Linked DNA regions of Mus musculus: region 2 is linked to region 1. The links are chromatin loops, found by intact Hi-C in ENCODE. Cell type or tissue: left cerebral cortex. All regions are shown on one strand. Each heading gives the region's core, and the rest is flanking DNA. Links, peaks and the distances in the headings are about the cores only.

Evidence for each region. A loop is a pair of places that touch in the nucleus more often than their neighbours do. Peaks named below come from ENCODE experiments on the same cell type or tissue, not always from the same donor. Only the 100,000 strongest peaks of a DNase experiment are listed, where the experiment ranks them.
Region 2: a loop joins it to region 1, with 2.2 times the contacts of the local background. A loop is called at or near these places in 2 of 42 quality-filtered maps.

Annotation. Positions count from the first base shown.
Region 1 is chr16:47,786,186-47,796,685 of GRCm38, forward strand. No RefSeq gene overlaps it. Among named protein-coding and RNA genes, the nearest start is that of Gm52257, 270 kb to the right of the region's middle. In left cerebral cortex, for the core only: no CTCF peak of the experiment used is centred there; DNase peaks (open chromatin) are centred at 4,831 and 5,477; H3K27ac peaks cover 956 bases.
Region 2 is chr16:47,846,817-47,857,316 of GRCm38, forward strand. No RefSeq gene overlaps it. Among named protein-coding and RNA genes, the nearest start is that of Gm52257, 210 kb to the right of the region's middle. In left cerebral cortex, for the core only: no CTCF peak of the experiment used is centred there; a DNase peak (open chromatin) is centred at 5,024.

The DNA.
Region 1 (10,500 bases), core at 3,852-6,351:
GTGAAGAGAATGTTTTCATCAAACAAAAAGAGTATGCTTCCAGGTAGAGTAGAACATAGTTTTTTTAATATATATTTCTCAAAAATACTATAGTAGTAGGGGACTTCTGATACATGAAGGCCACCCACAGATGCATTTCTTTGAAACTTTGTGTCTTTTTAAAAATTCATTTTATTTTTTATTAATTATTCCATTCATTTACATCTCAAATTATATTCCACTTCACAGTTATCCCTCCACAAAACCCTTATTCCACATCTGCCCTCTCCCCCTTCCGCTTTTCCTCTATAACTGTACTCTCCTACCCTACTACTCTCTCCCGCCCCACTGCTCCAGCATCTGCTATGCTGGGACATCAAACCTTCACAAAACCAAAACCCTCCCCTGCCATTGATTTCAGACAAGGCTATCCTCTACTACATATGTATCTGAAGTCTTGGATCACTTCCTGTACACTCTTAGTTGGTGGTTTAGTCTCTTGGAGCACTAGGTGGTAAGCCAGCTGATAGTGTTCTTCCTGTGGGGTTGAAATCCCCCCTGTTCCTCCAGTCCTTCTGTCAGCTCCCCTACCAGAGTCCCTGAGCTCAGTCTGATGGTTGGCCCCAAGCATCCACATCAGCATTGGTTAGTTGCTGGCAGAAAGAGCCTCTTGGCAACAGCAAGAGGTAGGGTGTGATATCTGCAGACAGGATGGATGCCCAGGTGGGGAGGTCCTGAGATGGCCCTTCCTTCAGTTTTTGCTTCATTTTTGTCCTTGTCTTTCATTTGGAATGAAATATTTTTTAGATTAAAAAACTTTGAGATGGGTAGATGGCCCCAACCCTCTACTAGGGGCTGAAACTGTGTCTTATTGGAGCATAAATAGTTTAAAAACTAAATAGTCTTATGGCTTAAGAGTTGAAGAAGTAGAATATAAGGGATGAGTTGAAAAACTATGAAATGTTTTTGAGAATGGCAGGGGCATTTGCCAGTTGCCTTTTAATGAATGTGTAAATAGTCTCACCAATGGACCTTTAAGTTACTAATGAAATGAATTTGTCCATCATGATAACAGGTAGCTAACCAATGCTGAATATTTATATCAAAGCTATTTCCTGATCTAAGTTCCTACAAACTTCTCTCAGTGTACAGGCTGTTTAAAGCATCAACATGATGCCCCCCCCCTCGTATCTGATATAAAGCAAGTTTGATTCTCAGAAATGCTGCTGGTCTTAATGAACTGTAATCAAATCAGGCAAATTTTCATCAGCATTCATCTGCTATTATCTTCTGTCTAGAGACTATTATCATTTTCCCAAAAGGGAACAAATACTACGTTATAATACACAAATACAGTGTCTTTGGCTAAGGATGGACGGGAAGCTATTTCTCACTAAAACCATTAACCCTGTGGGAGCCAGAGGTTTGTTTTCTTAAAGGTATAATAAAAATATAAAATGTACCTAGTCTAGACATCTCTAAATCTTAGGCACTATAGTGCTCAATTAAGTTACCTAAACATATTTCTAAATGTATCCAATCATGCATTCAGGCTCTTTATTCAAATAAGTCCAAGTTCAAAGGGTTTGAAACAATTATGGGTCCTGTGTAGTTTGATAGTGTGTCTATTGTATGTATATAGCTAATATGGGCCTTGAAAGCGTTTATGTCCCTGATGCATCTTCTTCTAAACTAAGTGTCTCAAAGCAGTCCTGGCCAAAATGCTCTGAATCTGCACTGCATACTAAAATTCCCTAGGGTGATTAGTAAAAAACCGTGCTCCTCAGGCCACACCCCAGACCAAATAAATCCAAATATCCCTGAGTAGAACCCACACAGTTGTATTTTTTTACAACATCTCCTAAGAGATTCCAAAGCACCAATAAAATTGAGAAATACTGATCTAACAGATGATCATGTGGAACTAGTAGGTCTGTTGTTTAAAAAACAATTTCCTACAAAATTGAGTTAAGGTTCTGTTATGTAACCTTGGCTGTCCCCAGACTTTTAGTTCACTTGTTTCCACCTCTAGTAAGCTGGAATTATAAGCATGAGCTGCCACATCTACCTAAGAGCATAAAATTTTTAAGAAAATAGATGTTCAGATTGCTTTTAATATCATCATTTTCCCAAACCTAATCTCTGGCAAGTTCCAGTTATTTTCTATATCTTCTCAATGAACTGTTTACTAAAATTTTTTTCTGGGCTATACTCCATTTTGATTTGATTATATAATGCAGCCAAGAGATTTGAGAAAGTAAATGCAGATTTACTTTTATAAATGACAGCACATTTTTAATTAACAATAGAAGACACTGGCCTTTCTGGAAGGTGTATTGTTCCTCACCGTGCTAAGAGAGTGACTCTGGGATTTAAGAAAGCCTCTTCCAATGCCTTATCTATGTACCCCTTGGAGCTGTATGAAAGCTCTTACAATTTACCTTTGCTTTAACGAGGGTAAAGTGCAGAGCTGTGCATTCTGTTGCTGGAACTACAGTTTAACAATGGGATTTACGAGGTGTGCACTCACCAGCGTGTCTCTAATGCCCAGGTTCACTCATCCTGCACCTTAAATTGGCTCTCTAGGTGCTATTTTAATCGGTGCAGAGCCAATCACGCACAGCTCACAAATGGTGGGTCCAAAGAAATGTATATAGTAATGTGCAGAGGATATGGTTTCTGTCAATGAAGACCATTGTTAGCCAGGAATGAAAATAGAGGAAACCTGCTAAAGAGATGAAACATTTGTTATGATTCTGGATTGTGAAGGGAAGAAATGGGTAAGAGGTAAAATGCAAATTCTTTCTGGGAGCTGCTACAGGAGAAGCACACCTACCCATAATAATAGGCAGTGGTGATCCATTCTGTATTTTAACAAGCAGAGGCAATAAGAGTCACAGATGCTGCACAAAATGTGTTGAATCATCACTTAGGTCTGAGAGAGTTCTGACCCAGGACCCAGTACAGTGCATGCTCTTTTTCTCTCATCTACTCAGATACAAAGTTGCTATTCCATTAAGTAAAAACCAGCATTTGACACACCAAAGAGTATCCCTTCAGCCCCTTCTTTCCCAGGGTTCCAACTAAGAACTTGGCTTGCACATAACAAAATGCAACCGGGAGAATACACAGAAGCAATCACTTTTGATAGGTTCCTGTTGTGCTTCCACCCTCCTTTAACTCTTTGGAAGGCATTCTAGCAGGTAGTGACTGTTGGAACACAGGCTAAAACCCACCGGTTTAGACACCTGCTGCCCCTCTATTAAGTCAAGGTCTAAACCTTTGCTTTCTGGATATTGAGGCAATCTTCAGGGCTGTAGGGAACTGATGAAAGCAGTCTGGATCAGGATGTAGTCAGAGGTCTAAGCGCAGGAGAAAGATATAGACAGCATTTGGTAAGGGGGCATTTCAGTATCTTTTTTTTTTTTTTTTGGTTTTTGAGACAGGGTTTCCCTGTGTAGCCCTGGCTGTCCTGGAACTCACTCTGTAGGCCAGGCTGGCCTCGAACTCAGAAACCCGCCTGCCTGCCTCCCAAGTGCTGGGATTATATGCGGGCGCCACCACGCCCTGCATATTTCAGTATCTTAATGAGTGATTTAGTTATGTGAATATAAGTTTTGTCAGTGGGCTTGTAGAGCTGAGGATATGGCTCAGTGGGAGAACGCAGCATAGAAAGCACAATGACCTGGGTTTGATGCTTAGCACTGGGGGAAGAAAAGGAATGCATGGGGGGGGAACAATCCTAGTATCTAGTATTAACCTACTACTCTGGAGGAGGCTGTGCTCAGATTATTATTATTCCTGTTTCTTTGCATTTTGTATTCTGCCGACTCCTGTGCCAGGTAAAATTGATAAATGGAATGAGCCCCACTTGGACTTTGCATCTGCTGGCTTTTGTGGTGATTTGAATTAGAACGTCTCCCCACCATAGGATGTGGCATTAGGAGGTGTGGCCTTGTTAGAGTAGGTGTGGCCTTGTTGGAGGAAGTGTGCCACTGGGAATGGGCTTTGAGGTTTAAATGCTCAAGCCATTTGAAGAGCTTAAGTCTCTCTTCTTCCTGCAGCTTCCTGATAGAGATGTAGAACTCGAAGCTAGGGGGAGTGGGTGGGTAGGGGAGTGAGGGGGGGTATGGGGGACTTTTGGTATAGCATTGGAAATGTAAATGAGCTAAATACCTAATAAAAATGGAATAAATAAATAAATAAATAAAAGAACTCGCAGCTACCTCTCCAGCACCACATCTGCCTGTGTACCATCATGCTTCCTGTCCTGGTGATAATAAACTGAACCTCTGAAACATAAGCCAGCCCCAATTAAATATTTTTCTTTATAAGAGTTGCTGTGGTCATGGTGTTTCACTACTACAATAAAGCCCTAAGACAGTCATATTTTCATGTTTATTTTTTTTATTTTTCATATTTCTTATTAAAGTACGTATCTTTACAAAAGTTAAAAGGGGGATAGGTACATGAGGGGCAAAAGGGGATGAATGAAACAAAGTAAGCAAGAAGCAAGCTAGTTTAACAGACAATGACTTACCCTGAGTAAACAATCCTTCCCCCCACTAGCTCAGCTAATATCCCAGGCTCACAGAAGATTTGCAGCCCCAGGATTGTGCCGCTCACAATCAGCTCCTCCATTTATCAATTTTACCTGGCACAGGAGTCGGCAGAATACAAAATGCAAAGAAACAGGAATAATAATAATCTGAGCACAGCCTCCTCCAGACAGTAATGACTGTTGGCTGGAGCAGGTGCTGAGATGCAATAAAATTCATGTGAAGCAGCCTGGCTATTCTGTAGTCGATCAGATGCGCTAACGAGGATTTCTCTTGGTGGCGTGCAGCAAATCATCAGTCAATTCTATTTGGCTATTCAAAGAGCAGAGAAGAAGCTGTGCTTCTGTCACAGGCAGAAACTTGTCCTGGGCCAATTCTACTGGCTGCATAAGGTTAAGTCAACTAGGAGGCATGCCCAGATTGGACGGTGAGAAGTCTGAGTTCCACGGCACTCTGAGCGTGATTTCTACCTCTTTTACACTATTAACCTTTATTCGGTCCAATTGTAAACTGCTCCTTTCACTTGGTCTCACATGGAATTTAATAGACATTGCCAGATTGGCAGTCTGAAAGAAAAGACATCCCTAGGAACATTCAGGAGGGAGGGGCAAGATGGTTTTGCTCAACAGATCCTATCCTTACAATATCAACACCCTAAGCCAAGCATTCACTCAACAAATTGCTGCTGCTTTCACCTCCAGGTTTTATTTCCTTTAAAACATTTACTCTGTTTAAATGTGTGAGTCTTTGTTGTCTCTGAAGCCCAAGGAACTTGGACTTATCCAATCCTTTCCGGCAAGAAACTTCCAGAAGTCAACTTAGGAAAGTAACTGAAGAGTCTCCTGACTTGGAAGATAAATGTGCCTCAGAGAGAAGGTACAGAGAAATGGACGGATGAGCTAAGAATATACGTTTATCTAATGCACATTCCTGCTAAATGGCCCTATGCCTAGCTTTAAAGAATATCACCTCCTACTCCCAGCTCCTCCACACACAGCCTAAATCAACTTCAAAGTCCACCTCCAGATAGGCAAGATATGATTTCATACAATGACAAGGAAGATGATGTGAGGTATATATATATATATGTGTGTATGTGTGTGTATATATATATATATATATTCTTGTCTTGATTGGCACATAATTTTTTTTAGACTAAACAATTAGATTTTCCAGAATTCCGTAAAGATATTTGTGACTCAATGTAACTACTAAAATGTATATCAAACTCCCAGGAAAGCTTTTCAAAGGAAAGTGAGAAATTAAGAAAGTTGACTCTTTTGTTGCTCCCTTCCTCCTGTTAACTAGTCTTCGTTTAATAGAGTTTTTGTAATTAGACTGAATCATAATTAGTCATTAAATATATCCCATTATACACATAGACTTTCTTGACCCCTTTTTATAAGGTCTTATAACCTTGGAAAACTGAATTCACATCCTACCCACGCAAAAATAAAAACAAAAACATAATAAATTGTTTCACCTTGTATTCATGACAGCTATTTTCAAAATTGTAGTAAAATATTCATAGTACAATATTTAGAATTTAATTATCATTGAGTGTACATTTCATTTGCATGAAGTAAGTTTGCACTGTAGGTCAGTCATCAGTCTGATGCATTTTCTTAGCTTTTATCAACCTACAAAAGTGAATCTCTGTACTCACTAGACACTAATTCCCCAAACCCCTTCTCCTAACTCTGAAAACCCATTCTGCTTTCTGACTTTATGGTTATCTGAGAGAGCACATTTAACATTTTAAAATTGGTAGCATTACAATTTGTAATTATACTACCTTAAATACTATTCAAAATCTTTGATCCTAGGCCACTTTGCTTCTACAGGCTGAGGCAGCAAGGGGGCAAATAAACAGAATTATTTTAAGTATGAGAAATAAATTTCTACATTAATTAAAGTTTATTAATTATGAGTTTCATTTGTACATAGCTAGAAGTAGACTGATTCTATACCTCTGGAAGTTATGTTAGGATCAGCTCAAAAGATTTCAAAAGCAACCAATGCCTGGGCCTTCTCTGGGTCCACTGCTGTATTTCACCTTGTTAGAACCAAGCACAACCATTTAGAAGCTTGGAAGCTTAGCAGTGATTCTACAATGCAGTCCAAATCTAGATAAGGATCAGTACTTCAAGTAATTTCTCAGGTACTTACAGTATTTAAGGTTAGCCTGGGATACATGGATCTCTGTGTAAGAAAGAAAGGAGAGGGTAGAGACAAAGAGAGAAGGGGAAAGGAGGGGAGCAAAGGAGAGAAAATAGACTGATAGAGAAAGGAAGGGAAGAAAAAGGCAAGATAAAACCAAGAAGGGAGGGTGGGAAGAAGGAAGGGAGGAAGGAAGCAAGGAAGGAAGGGAAAAAGGAAGGAAGGATAAAATGGGCTGGTGTTACTGCTCAGTTAAGAAATGGGAGCCTGGCCGGGCAGCGGTGGCACACGCCTTTAATCCCAGCACTTGGGAGGCAGAGGCAGGCAGATTTCTGAGTTCAAGGCCAGCCTGGTCTACAGAGTGAGTTCCAGGATAGCCAGGGCTACACAGAGAAACCCTGACTCAAAAAACAAAAACAAAGAAAGAAAGAAATGGAATCCTGAAATCAATCACTCACAAATCATATAAGCAGAACCATACGTGGCAGCACATGCTGGCAATCCTAGTGCTGGAGAGGAAGATACAGAAAATCCCTATGACTCCGATATCCAACCTGGCCCACTTGGTCAGCTGCAGGACAATAAGTGATCCCAACTCAGGAAAAAGAAAACAAAACAAACAAACAAACAAACAAAAAAAACAAGTAGAGAATCAGGGGAAGGACACCTGGAGTATCTTTTGGCTTATACACACATGTACATAAACACAAAATTCCTAGATCTAGAGACTCTCACCCTCAACCTCTAGGCTGGTGACGAAGCTCAGAGACACAATATGACCCCTCCATCATCTCCTTTGTTTGCTCAACATCAGTCTATTCTTCGTGGACCCTCAGATCCAGCCTTTACCCTGCCTGATGCTTTTATGAAATGCATTGTCGATGTGAGAAACTTTGACAATTTTGGGTTTTGGGCACTCCTCTCTGAAGCCTCCCTTCTTCTAGGCAGTAGCACGGGCAAATGTGATTGCCAAGGCCCTGAGGGGCCTCACTTCCAACTATCTACAAGAATTCTTTTTAGTATGAAGGAAATAATACTTTCTTCCTCTGTCTAATGAAGCAGTCTCTTGTCTCCCTCCAAAGCAACTAGTATAATCTAATCTAAACATTAGATTATGAGAAACTGAGCATGTAGGATAGAAAAAATCCTTAGTTTTATTTTACCCAAATTTTCTTCTAACAGAAGCACAAAGCCTGTCTCCCTTGCATTCAGAATACAAATACGAAGGAAGAGATTCAAATTGGATTTTTCTGAGGTGGAAAGATAAATAATGCAGTTGGAAAAATACTTAGCAAATATAAAGACCAGAGGTCAGCCCAGAATTATGGTTAAAAAAACAAACAAAACAAACATAAGAACAGGGAGAATTACAATGCATGTTTATGACAACCCCTGTACTAAAGATACAGTGACAGGCAGACATTTGGGGCTCACTGGTTGGCCAGCCTAGAATAATCAGATAAAATGAGATACTCTACCTAATAAAATATGAAAGGCTACACTCAAAGAATAATATCTGATATTGAATGTTGAATCCAGCTTTTACACATACATAAAAATGCATGCAGTATCCCAATGTACACATTCCTAACAATCTGTTGAACATTTTCATTCATATGCAAAAGTAACATCACTAAGAAAAGCAAGTGATATATATATATATACACATACATACATACACACACACATATATATATAAATGTTGTGTGGGGGGGTTGAGGGTGGGTATGTTGTTCAGAACTGTACATCTCAGAATAATGCTCCAAGTGAGGCTACAACAATGTGCTAATGAAGAAAATGAGCTCTGGCAGGACCAGCACACAAAGGGTGTCTAAGAGATTGCTGCCACAGAAACAGAAGGAACTCTGTTTCCTTTAAGAATAAGTCAATGTCAGTGTTTTCTTATGTCACTAGCTTTGTACTCAGTACTCATGTTGAGACACAGACTTGCAAGAATATGGACCATTTTGTCCAAATTCTGCCTTCAAACGGGGTTAAGAAAGTTTTGGTAATTACATTTTATAAATTTAATATTTCAATGAATTTAAAATTGACTATGTCTCCAGCCAAGTTTCATCACACAACAGAAGGGAATTCAAATGCAAGAGAGAAAAAAATACTAAAGAGAGCTTTTCACGGAGAAAGAGTGTTAGGAACGCAGAGAGAGAGAGAGAGAGAGAGAGAGAGACAGAGACAGAGAGAGACAGAGAGAGAGACAGAGAGAGACAGAGAGAGAGAGACAGAGAGAGACAGAGAGAGACAGAGACAGAAGAAGAAGAAGAAGAAGAAGAAGAAGAAGAAGAAGAAGAAGAAGAAGAAGAAGAAGAAGAAGAAGAAGAAGAAGAAGAAGAAGAAGAAGAAGAAGGATGTAAGGTTTTGTTAGCTGTGTTTTGGGCTGCTGCTAATACCTGACTAGAAGTGATCTAAATAACAGGGTTTTAAACATCTTGATACAAAATAAGAAAACACAGGCTTACTCCCACTAGTTCAGCAGTTCAGTCTGGTTAAAATTAAATCAAATGTTCTTTTGTCTTTCTTTCCCTCTGTGTTTGATTTCGTGCCAGAAGAGGAAAAAGAGAAAAGGGTGTAGGCAGTGACAACACGTGCATCACAGGATAGCAGTCCAAAACCAGAGGCACATAAATCAAGGAAGGGTCCCATCCCCCATAGCTGTCTTCCATAACAAGACATGAATGTACAGGACATAATCATTTCAGCTGCTGTCTTATTGTCTTTCCCATCAGATATTGTCCACAGGCACTGTGATGAGTCCTTTACCTTAACTGTTACTGAGACTGGTCATATTCCCATATCTCTTCATCTACCTGAGTTCTTTCTTTCTTCATTTATTTGCTTGCTTATGTGTCTTTCTTAAGGGTTTAGTTTACATGGTCTTAATTTGCTACCACCTAAAGTATCCTTTCTATTATACTGGTGTCTTTAAGTGTCTAAATGGCCTCTATGGATTCCTAGTCTGAGTCTGTCACTCTAGACACCAGGTTATCTCACCTTCATGTTATCCTGTATTTATTTGGTAAATAGCAAAAATCGATCTCATGATCCTCCACTGGAAAGGGAGATCATAACTAAATAAACACAGAAACAAAAAGGTCACAGGATACAATGGCTGAGTCCATTCAGATTGCCCTGGACATTATTGAAGTATCTTAAGCACTTTGCTTTGTCTCTTAGAGTTCATCTTCATTATATGCTCTTTAATTCACACAGTCATGGTAGACAGCTTATGAAAATTGAAGTGTGTGGCACTGGGCAAAAGGGAGAAAAGAGGAGAACATGGTTTTATATAAAAAATCCTTCCCTCTTTCTAGAACCCAGTCACTAAAGCTCTTTTTATCTTCTCTGCCTGCCTTACTTTAATCCCCATCTCAGGCTGGCTCCTCCACCCTTCTCATTGTGACCACAGTGCTCTTACCCAAAGAAGGGGATGGTGATATAAAACAAAGAGTTGGCTCCTGTGAGATATACTCATGTCAAACTACAGAGATTACTTTGACTTTTGTCGACTTATTGGCTTTGTTAAGATGTCAAATCTTAATTCTAGTCTGTATATTAGTCATATTTCTTATTGAAATATGTGAGACCCTGTGTATAGGCCTGAATTTTTTTGAACTTACCAAATATTCCTGAAATTTTGCTCCTGACCCACTCCTTTGTTTCATAATCTAAACCTGCTAAATGGTAAATTGTGTGGCCATGTCCAGTGGCATAGCAGATGCAGATACACAACCCTACAGCATAGTCAACCTGGCCCAAGTCAAGGGGGAATGAGTGATCCATCTCA
Region 2 (10,500 bases), core at 3,546-6,045, 60 kb after region 1:
TAAATTTTGCCTACTCTGATACCTTATTGAAGAAACATATGATAAATAATGTGATTTTGAGAAAAAAGTCTTTTGCCACATGCCCCTACTTTTCATATCACCCCCAGTCTACTATTTTGAATGTTGTAGTGATAGGATAAATTATTCTGTAATTACTGGCTCATAATAAAAGTATATTGATCTCTCCAGTACCAAATCTTATACTAAGGAAGAAAATTCACCTTTTAGTTATTTTATAAAGTATTTTTGTATCTTCGTTTAACAGTTCTAGAACATTTAAAAAATTTAAAAACTTATTGGCACTCCTGATTCCTCCCACTGCCTCACCCACAAATCTCACACATTCTGCAATGTACTTATATAATGATATATAATAGACATAAAGACTGTTTACTTACAGAATATTTATATACATAAAATATATGCTGCATATATAATTTTTCTTTGTATATTTATGTAGACAACCCTGGTTGGTGTCTTCTTCCCGAATCTAAATGACTGTGCCTCTCCAAAATAATCCACATGACTTGAGAGAGGATGGTACCCGTCAGTATGAGCTGCATAGAGAGTGTTAAGGTGTATCTATCTGTTCTGCAGATTCTATAAGAATAATTTTGCTTTTCAGCCCTTCTCATAGTACAGTTTTTGAAGCTATCTCACTTTTCCAAGTGGACAAAGCTGCTTTTCCTGTTGAGGGTCATTCTCTTTCCAGTTAATATTTTAGGTTTTTTAATCTTGATTTTTAGAATCACTCGTCTGCTTTGATGTCCTCTTTCATAGTGTTTGCTTTATCATTGGAAATTTTTATGTTTCATAGTTTTAAAATTGCTTCATTGTAATGTTATTAGGTTTTTAAGAAAACACATGAATTAAAATATATCTGTGAAAACTTAATGATAAAGACAACCTCAATAATTAAAGTATGGGCACTTTATGTTACTTAACCAAAAATATTAACTATTAATTTTTCTATGTTCTAAAATATTAAGAATTTATTTACATGTATTTTATCTTTCTTCCTTTTCTTTTTTTTTTATACTTTTTATTAGGTATTTTCCTCATTTACATTTCAAATGCTATCCCAAAAGTCCCCCATACCCTCCCACTAACTCCCCTAACCACCCACTCCCACTTTTGGCCCTGGCATTCCCCTGTACTGGGGCATATAAAGTTTGCAAGTCCAATGGGCCTCTCTTTCCAGTGATGGCCGACTAGGCCATCTTTTGATACAAATGCAGCTAGAGTCAAGAGCTCCGGGGTACTGGTTAGTTCATAATGTTGTTCCACCTATAGGGTTTCAGATCCCTTTAGCTCCTTGGTTACTTTCTCTAGCTCCTCCATTGGGAGCCCTGTGATCCATCCAATAGCTGACTGTGAGCATCCACTTCTGTGTTTGCTAGGCCCTGGCATAGTCTCACAAGAGACAACTATATCTGGGTCCTTTCTGCAAAATCTTGCTAGTATATACAATGGTGTCAGCATTTGGAAGCTGATTATGGGATGGAACCCTGGATGTGGCAGGCTCTAGATGGTCCATCCTTTTGTCTCAGCTCCAAACTTTGTCTCTGTAACTCCTTCCATGGGTGTTTTGTTCCCAATTCTAAGAAGGGGCAAAGTGTCCACACTTTGGTCTTCTTTCTTCTTGAGTTTCATGCATTTAGCAAATTATATCTTATACCTTGGGTATCCTATGTTTCTGGGCTAATATCCACTTATCAGTGAGTACATATTGTGTGAGTTCCTTTGTGATTGTATTACCTCACTCAGGATGATACCCTCCAGGTCCATCCATTTGCCTAGGAATTTCATAAATTCATTCTTTTTAATAGCTGAGTAGTACTCCATTGTGTAAATGTACCACATTTTCTGTATCCATTCCTCTGTTGAGGGGCATCTGGGTTCTTTCCAGCTTCTGGCTATTATAAATAAGGCTGCTACGAACATAGTGGAGCATGTGTCCTTCTTACCAGTTAGGACATCTTCTGGATATATGCCCAGGAGAGGTATTGCAGGATCCTCTGGTAGTACTATATCCAGTTTTCTGATATAGTACTGGTATAGTACCGCCAGACTGATTTCCAGAGTGGTTGTACAAGCTTGCAATTCCACCAACAATGGAGGAGTGTTCCTCTTTCTCCACATCCACGCCAGCATCTGCTGTCACCTGAATTTTTGATCTTAGCCATTCTGACTGGTGTGAGGTGGAATCTCAGGGTTGTTTTGATTTGCATTTCTCTGATGATTAGGGATGCTGAACATTTTTTCAGGTGCTTCTCTGCCATTCGGTATTCCTCAGGTGAGAATTCTTTGTTTAGCTCTGAGCCCCATTTTTAATGGGGTTATTTGATTTTCTGGAGTCCACCTTCTTGAGTTCTTTATATATATTGGATATTAGTCCCCTATCTGATTTAGGATAGGTAAATATCCTTTCCCAATCTTTTGGTGGCCTTTTTATCTTATTGACTGTGTCTTTTGCTTTGCAGAAACTTTGCAGTTTCATGAGGTCCCATTTGTCAATTCTCGATCTTACAGCACAAGCCATTGCTGTTCTATTCAGGAATTTTTCCCCTGTGCCCATATCTTTGAGGGTTTTCCCTACTTTCTCCTCAATAAGTTTCAATGTCTCTGGTTTTATGTGGAGTTCCTTAATCCACTTAGATTTGACCTTAGTACAAGGAGATAGGAATGGATCAATTCGCATTCTTCTACATGATAACCGCCAGTTGTGCCAGCACCATTTGTTGAAAATGCTGTCTTTTTTCCACTGGATGGTTTTTGCTCCCTTGTTGAAGATCAAGTGACCATAGGTGTGTGGTTCATTTCTGGGTCTTCAATTCTATTCCATTGGTCTACTTGTCTGTCACTATACCAGTACCATGCAGTTTTTGTCACAATTGCTCTGTAGTACAGCTTTAGGTCAGGCATGGTGATTCCACTAGAGGTTCTTTTATCCTTGAGAAGAGTTTTTGCTATCCTAGGTTTTTTGTTATTCCAGATGAATCTGCTGATTGCCCTTTCTAATTCGTTGAAGAATTGAGTTGGAATTTGAAGAATTGAGTTGGAATTTTGATGGGGATTGCATTGAATCTGTAGATTGCTTTTGGCAAGATAGCCATTTTTTACTATATTGATCCTGCCAATCCATGAGCATGGAAGATCTTTCCATCTTCTGAAATCTTCTATAATTTCTTTCTTCAGAGACTTGAAGTTCTTATCATACAGATCTTTCACTTTCTTAGTTAGAGTCATGCCAAGGAATTTTATATTATTTGTGACTATTGAGAAGGGTGTTGTTTCCCTAATTTCTTTCTCAGCCTGTTTATTCTTTGTGTAGAGAAAGGCCAGCCACTATGTGGTTGCTGGGATTTGAACTCAGGACCTTCTGAAGAGCCGTCGGTGCTCTTAACCACTGAGCCATCTCTCCAGCCCTCTTTCTTCCTTTTCTTTTCATGAAATTTAGGATTGAATCTGTATCTTCACACATGATAGGCAAGCCAATGATCGACATCCCTAGCTCACTAGCAATTGTTTCTATAATTAAAATTAGGTATAAAATTAGTACCTGAGGTCTGTAAGAGCTCTTTTCCTACTTCATGGCTTTGTACTATGTTTCATTACCTTTTTTGTTTTGTTTTGTGACTAATGCTATATGATTAAGCTCCCTGAATGTCAACCTCTTCAAGGTTTTCCCTTCTCCCCAAATATTTAGCAAAATGAATAGCCAAGTCTCTGATGTAATGATCATGAAAAACAAGTGTCAGTCTTTTCTACAAAATGCTGCAGGGAAGAGTGTGTGGGATAACTTCTCAGATGCATGACTGTCCACACAGTCCAGTCTGCTGCTCAGCCAAGCACATGCAACATGATGCTTATTGTAATCCCTTTGCTCAGAATTTCCTCTCAGCTTTAATAGTGAATCAGACTTACTCTCCAAGGCAGAGCTAAATATTACTTCTTCTATCTGATCTTCCTTTTGTCCTTCCCCCCTCCCCCCAGAAAAATTGCATAGCTCATTGTGCAGGCTCCATTTATATTTGGTGAGGTTCTACTCAAGGAACTGAACAAAGCTATTGCTTCTACTTTCACTAAATCTCTGAACTCCTCAAAGACATGCTTTGAGTCCCTCTCTGAATATGTGTGTGTGTGTGTGTGTGTGTGTGTGTGTGTGTGTGTGTGTGCATGTGTGGTATATTTTGTTCATTTTTGTGTATGAGTACACATGTACAGGTTTGTATATGGGTCTAAAGTTCAGAGAATGATGCTCTGGGTCTTCATCTGTTGCTCTACACCTTTTCATTTGAGACAGGTTTCCCACTAGAACCAGAGCTCACCAAATGTACGGTGTTTTCTATCAAGCTCCACCTATCTCCCCCCTGCTTCCACAGTACAAGGCTTATAGCCATGCTTAACCATATCGAATTTTTGTATGGATTCCAGAGATGCAAGCCCAGATCCTTAGACATCAAGTACTTCAGCATTTGAGCCCCAGACCCTGCTTAGCCGTTTGTGCATTAATGCACCAAGTAGACATCAAGAAAACACTGTCAAAAAATCTCAAGCTTACTTACAGAAACACTACTACCAATTCTTCTATAAGACCAAGATTGACAAATAAGGAGTAGGCAGAATAGAATATTAAACTCAAAGTCTACAATGAAAAGGATTTTACAGCCTTGATAACGTTACTTGAGAAATGAATCATCCACATTTGACATATTAAACCAAATAATATGGTAAAGCACAAAGTAGGTGACTGGTAGAAAGAGTAGCTGAATCCTAATATGGCTCCAAACCAGAACTCTAGTTCTATGGGCTTTTTTCCCCCCCTGAATGTAATAGATCAAAAAATATAACATAAAAAGGAACAGTTTTTCATTTGCATTTTGGCAAATCTCAAAGTATAATTGACTATGGTCTTCAAATAAAAGCTAAGAATAGAGAAATGTCCAAATGTTTGCATTTTGACTTATTTTTACGTTGTTCATTTCTGAGCCATTGCATCTGCCACAGTTAGCTCAGCCTGCTACAAGATTATATAATCTCAGACTGTGATTGCATTAGCTTTACTTCTTTACAACTGAAGATAACACTTTCCAACTGTTCTACCTTCAGGGAAGAAAGAGCATACAACCAATCTCTTGACCTGAGTTCTCAGCCACATTTTGTGAACTTGTAATTTGCATAACTTTCAAAAGTGTGCCTGCAAGGGCTTTAGGGTTTTTATTTTTTTAAAGCACAGTTTAACACAATATAAGACATTCATAATTCAACAAATATTATAGAATGTCTTATATTGTCTTTTTTGACTACATACATATTGACTAAAATACTCAGATTTGAGTCTACATATGTAAACTCATCTATATTCTTGCAAAGATAACTTCAGTTTCCCAAGTAACCATAAGCAACTTTTAAATATTGACTCCTTATCTCTTTTTTCCAGAAAATTACTGATCATTAAACACTGTGACTAATCTAATTTTTGTTTGTTTGTTTACATTTGTATCATCCTGATTTACATTTGAAACTCATTGGTGCAGTTCCAAACAGATTCTTGTGTGTGGTGGTTTGAAAGAGAACATATAGACCCATGTGTTTGCATGCTTGGTGCTGAGAGAGTGGCACTACTAGAAAGGAATTGGGAAGTGTGGTCTTGTTGAAGAAAGTAGGCCACTGGGGGTGGGCTTTGAAGTTTCAAAAGCCCAAGCCAGATCCAGTAGCTGGATCTCTCTCTCTCTCTCTCTCTCTCTCTCTCTCTCTGTGTGTGTGTGTGTGTGTGTGTGTGTGTGTGTGTGTGTGTGTGTCTATCTCTGTCTGTTTCTCTCTTTCTGCTGCCTAGGTATCCAGATGTAAATTTCTCAACTACTTCTTCAACACCATGTTGGTGTTGCCATCACATTTCCTGCCATGATGAAAACTCAGTAAATTTCTAACTGTAAGCAGCTCAATAAGCCACACTCCTTCATGGATTTTGTATCAGTTCTTTTTCCAGATCCCTAGCATGCTTGTGTTCCTGTCCATAACTCCTTTCATGATGAACTGTGATTTGGAAGCATAAGCTGAATAAATTCCTTCTTCTCCCAGTTGCTTTGGTCAGTCTTTCATCTTAGCAAGAGTAACCCCACATCATGTCATCTTCGTCACTGTTGAAAGTGTAGCTGAACATAAATCTCTGCTATCTACTATTCCCATGCCTATTGAGGGGTTCTTACTTCCATCAGATACAGAGTTTTACAGGGGCATTTTATTGACCCTAATAGGTTTTATTTAACCTAATAGAGTTCATAGAGGACCAAAGGTTAAGTCTTCAGAAAAACCTTCAACAATTGACAAAGAAGAATTAATGGTTGAGTAGGGACTTAGTGACTTATACCCTGTGCAAAGGTCCCTAAAAGCACTGAGTTATAAAAGCCTTAATGGATGGATCAGTAGTTAAGAACATTGGATGCTCTTGCCTAGGACCTGAGCTCAATTGTAAACACCCACATAACAGGACACAGTTATCTGTAACCCCATCTCCAGGGGATCAGATGCCTTCTTGTGAACTCTGTGGGCACAAGTCACATATATGTTACACAGACTTACATGCAGGCAAAACACTGATACACATAAAATATAACTATAATTAATACACCGAGCTCTGCTCTGCCACTCTAAACATTTTCTCATTACATCATTTTCCTTCCCTTCCTGTCTCATTTTCCTACTTATCCTACTTAGGAGCCCTCCCATTTACCTTGGAGCTCCTGTTCCTGCAATAGTAAAAGGGCACATTATGAAACAATGTGCATTGGGTGAATTCAAGGAGATTCTTTCCATCTGATATGCAAAGAGCAATGCCAACTCCTAATTCTCATATACAACTAGGAATGATTTCCTCTCATTTCCAGGGTACATCAGGTGCCCTATAACAGAATCTGCATTTTGCATATAGCAGTATAAGTGCAAGCAGTTTTGATCTGTCTAGGTTAAAGATGAAACAGAGCCTTCCCTACTTCTGAGAGTTTCTTTGCAATTTCAGTTTCTCCTTCCTTTTCACTGGGGATACCAGTTAACCAATCAGAGCTCACTTCCATCATCTTCCGACTAAGCACTTAATGCTTTTCTCTTCTGATAGGCTGCAAACAAACACATACATACACACACACACACACACACACACATATAAACACACATAAACACACACTCATACACTCACACATACACATACAACATGCATACATAACACCCACACACATACAAATACCACAGAACTATCTTACTTTTCTATTGCTATGACAAAACAGCATGACCAAGACAACTTATAAAAGAATGTGATTAATTTGGCTTATGTTTTCAGAGAATTTGAGTCCATGATAGCAGAGCAGAGGAATGGTTGCAAGAAGGTTAAGGTTAAGTCTTCAGAAAAACCTTCAACAATTGACAAAGAAGAATTAATGGTTCACATTTTGATTCACAAGAAGGAAACAGAGAGCACACTAGAAATGGCAAAGATCTTTTAAACCCTTAAGCCCACCCCCAGTGACACACCTCTTCCAATAAGATGACACCTCCTTGCTGGCTGTGGTGGCGCACACCTTTAATCCCAGCACTTGGGAGGCAGAGGCAGGCGGATTTCTGAGTTCAAGGCCAGCCTGGTCTACAAAGTGAATTCCAGGACAGCCAGGGTTACACAGAGAAACCCTGTCTCACAAAGCAAAACAAAACAAAACAAAACAAAACAAAACAAAACAAAACAAAACAAAACAAAACAAAAGAACCACACGTCCTAATCCTTCCCAAGTAGTTACACCAACTAGAGACTAAGTATTCAAATATGCAGACCTATGGGCACCACTCTCCTTCTAATCACCACAAATCCTTTAATTTTATTTCATCAGTGTATTAATTTCTTATTGGTAACATTATATATTAGTACAAGTTATCCTTAAAACAATTTAGAAATATTACCCTACAGTTCTGAAGTCATAAATCTGAACTGGGTTTCACAGTGCTAAGCTCACTGTGACCAAGAGAATGGCCTTTCTGAAAATAAATTTTCTCTCCTTTTATTTCTTCTCCCAGTTTTCATAGACCAGAAACTCTCTCAGTTACTAGCCCATTCCCTCATTCTCAAGGCCAGTACTTATAATCAAGCTTAAGATTCTGTCCTTCTGATTATTTTTCCTGTGTCTCCTCATTTAATTTGCCTTGTCCCTTGTGACTCAGATATATAAAAATCAGCATATTATCAACTTTAATTATATATGTAACATAATACCCTGTCATACAACATTCTAAACTTCTTAGAATTGGGATTTAGAGATGTATAGGCTGCTGTGCCTATACAGTTAAAAAAAAAAAGTAGCCGGGAATGTTACCTACTACAGTTAGGAATAAATTATGCTTTATGCTATATATAGAATCATGCTATTACTTTATTCTTTTTACAAAGTCTTTCTAAGAATAAACAACTATACTTGTGAGTTCACATTACTGATAACTATAACCAATCAGAATTTGGGATGTGTCAATTATTTAACATACTAGGCAGTGCTTTAATGGTTACAACCTGACCTTCAAGCCCAAGATTGATCTGGATTTGGGTTTTCTCTGTTACTAAGTTTATTTGGCTCCAGAAATTTCCTAACCACCATGTCTCATTGTCCTCGTATTAAACAGACAACCATGCTTCTTCACAATGAGGGTCAGTTTATCAACTGATGTTAGTATCTGATATTAAAACACCTTACCAAAGGGTCAGACACTATTTGGAAAAAAATAATTTAAAAAGATTTCTTTGTTATAAATAAAGATTACCACATTGTTCAATTTTTTTTAATATTCCCCGTTGTACACTAAAATGACAAGTAAGAAGTTGGTAGTTTTAGTGGTCATCACGGAAAGATGGAGATTCCATCAGCCATGATTACAGTCATTTTAGCAAGTATGTGAGAGGTGGAAATCCATTTAAGAATTAAAAGCGGTGTAGCCAAAGAAGCAAGCTAAAGCTTACAATTCATACTGCTGAGGAAATGAAGCTAGTTAATTTTCCAACAGCAGCCCTATTACTCAGACTTTGACAACAACCAACAAACTATAGAGAAAGTAAAAGCTTTCAGGGTTTCCAGGGACTAGGTAAAATAAAGACCGAGTAGGAAGAGCACAAAGGAAAGGTCTGTGAGAACACTGTGTGACAGTACAATGGTGGCTGCATAGCTTTACATATAGTGTGTACAGTGACACCAGGGATCCCTCACATCCCATATGAATCTTCAGTAATATCTACATGCCATTGAAAGTTCACTGGTTACACCAAATCTACCATGGTTTGCAAAATGGTGATAATTTGCCTTTATAGGAGCAAGAGTGGATGAGAAAGAACCATATTTTCTGCTGTGACCCTAAAACTTCTTTGAAAAAGGAACTATCTTGAAATTAAAATGAGCTCCTAAAAATGTTTTTAAAATATCATATATGAAATGAATCAAAATTAAAAAGGACATTAATATTTGAAGAATGCAGGAAGCAGAAATAAAATGTATCAGCACATATAAAAAAATGAAAAGACACAGTAACAAAATTAAGGAATTATGCCCAGCTTTCTACCAGCTGAAGTTGCAGAGAAACTGCATATAGAACTTATTGAAGCAATACTTTTATATTTCCCTGAACTAAACAAAATAAGTTTCCTGAAAATCCTGCAGAAGTGCACAGAATAGTAAGTGAAAGAAAAAAAATCCAGAATAAAAATATTACAGATTTCTCCAAGTTTTTTTAATTAATTTTTTACACTCCATATTTTAATCCCCCCCCCTCCGTCCACCCTCAACTGTTCCACATTCCATACCTCCTCTCCATCCCCTGTCTCCACGTGGTTGTTCCCACCCCCCTGCACCACCTGACCTCTAAACTCCCTGGGGCCTCCAGTCTCTTGAGGGTTAGTTGCATCATCTCTGAATGAACACAGACCTGGTAGTCCTCTACTGTATGTGTGTTGGGGGCCTCATATCACCTGGTGTATGCTGCCTGTTTGGTGGTCCAGTGTTTCTCCAAGCTTTAAGAGAAGGTCCTGAAGCCTACTAGACAAACACACACACACACACACACACACACACACACACACACACACTACTTGCTAAGGGTTTATGTGGTTTGTCTTGGCTTGTCTTTCTTGGCTTGTCTTGGCTTGGCTTGGCTTGGCTTGGCTTGGCTTGGTTTAGTTTGGTTTGGTTTGGTTTGGTTTGGTTTGGTTTGGTTTGGTTTGGTTTGGTTTGGTCTAGATAGGTCTGGTTTGGATTTGAAACAAGACTTGGCAGAACTGAAAACAGCTATGTAGACCAAGCTGCCCTAGAATTCATAAAAATCCACCTACCTCTACCTCCCAAGTGCTAGGATTAAAGTTATGCCTCATCACACCCAGTGAATTGTTGTTCTTTAAAACATCATTAGTAATATATTTAAAAAATAAAAGCAAACAAAAACAGGTCTGATAGATGAAAATAGCATATAGAAAATAAT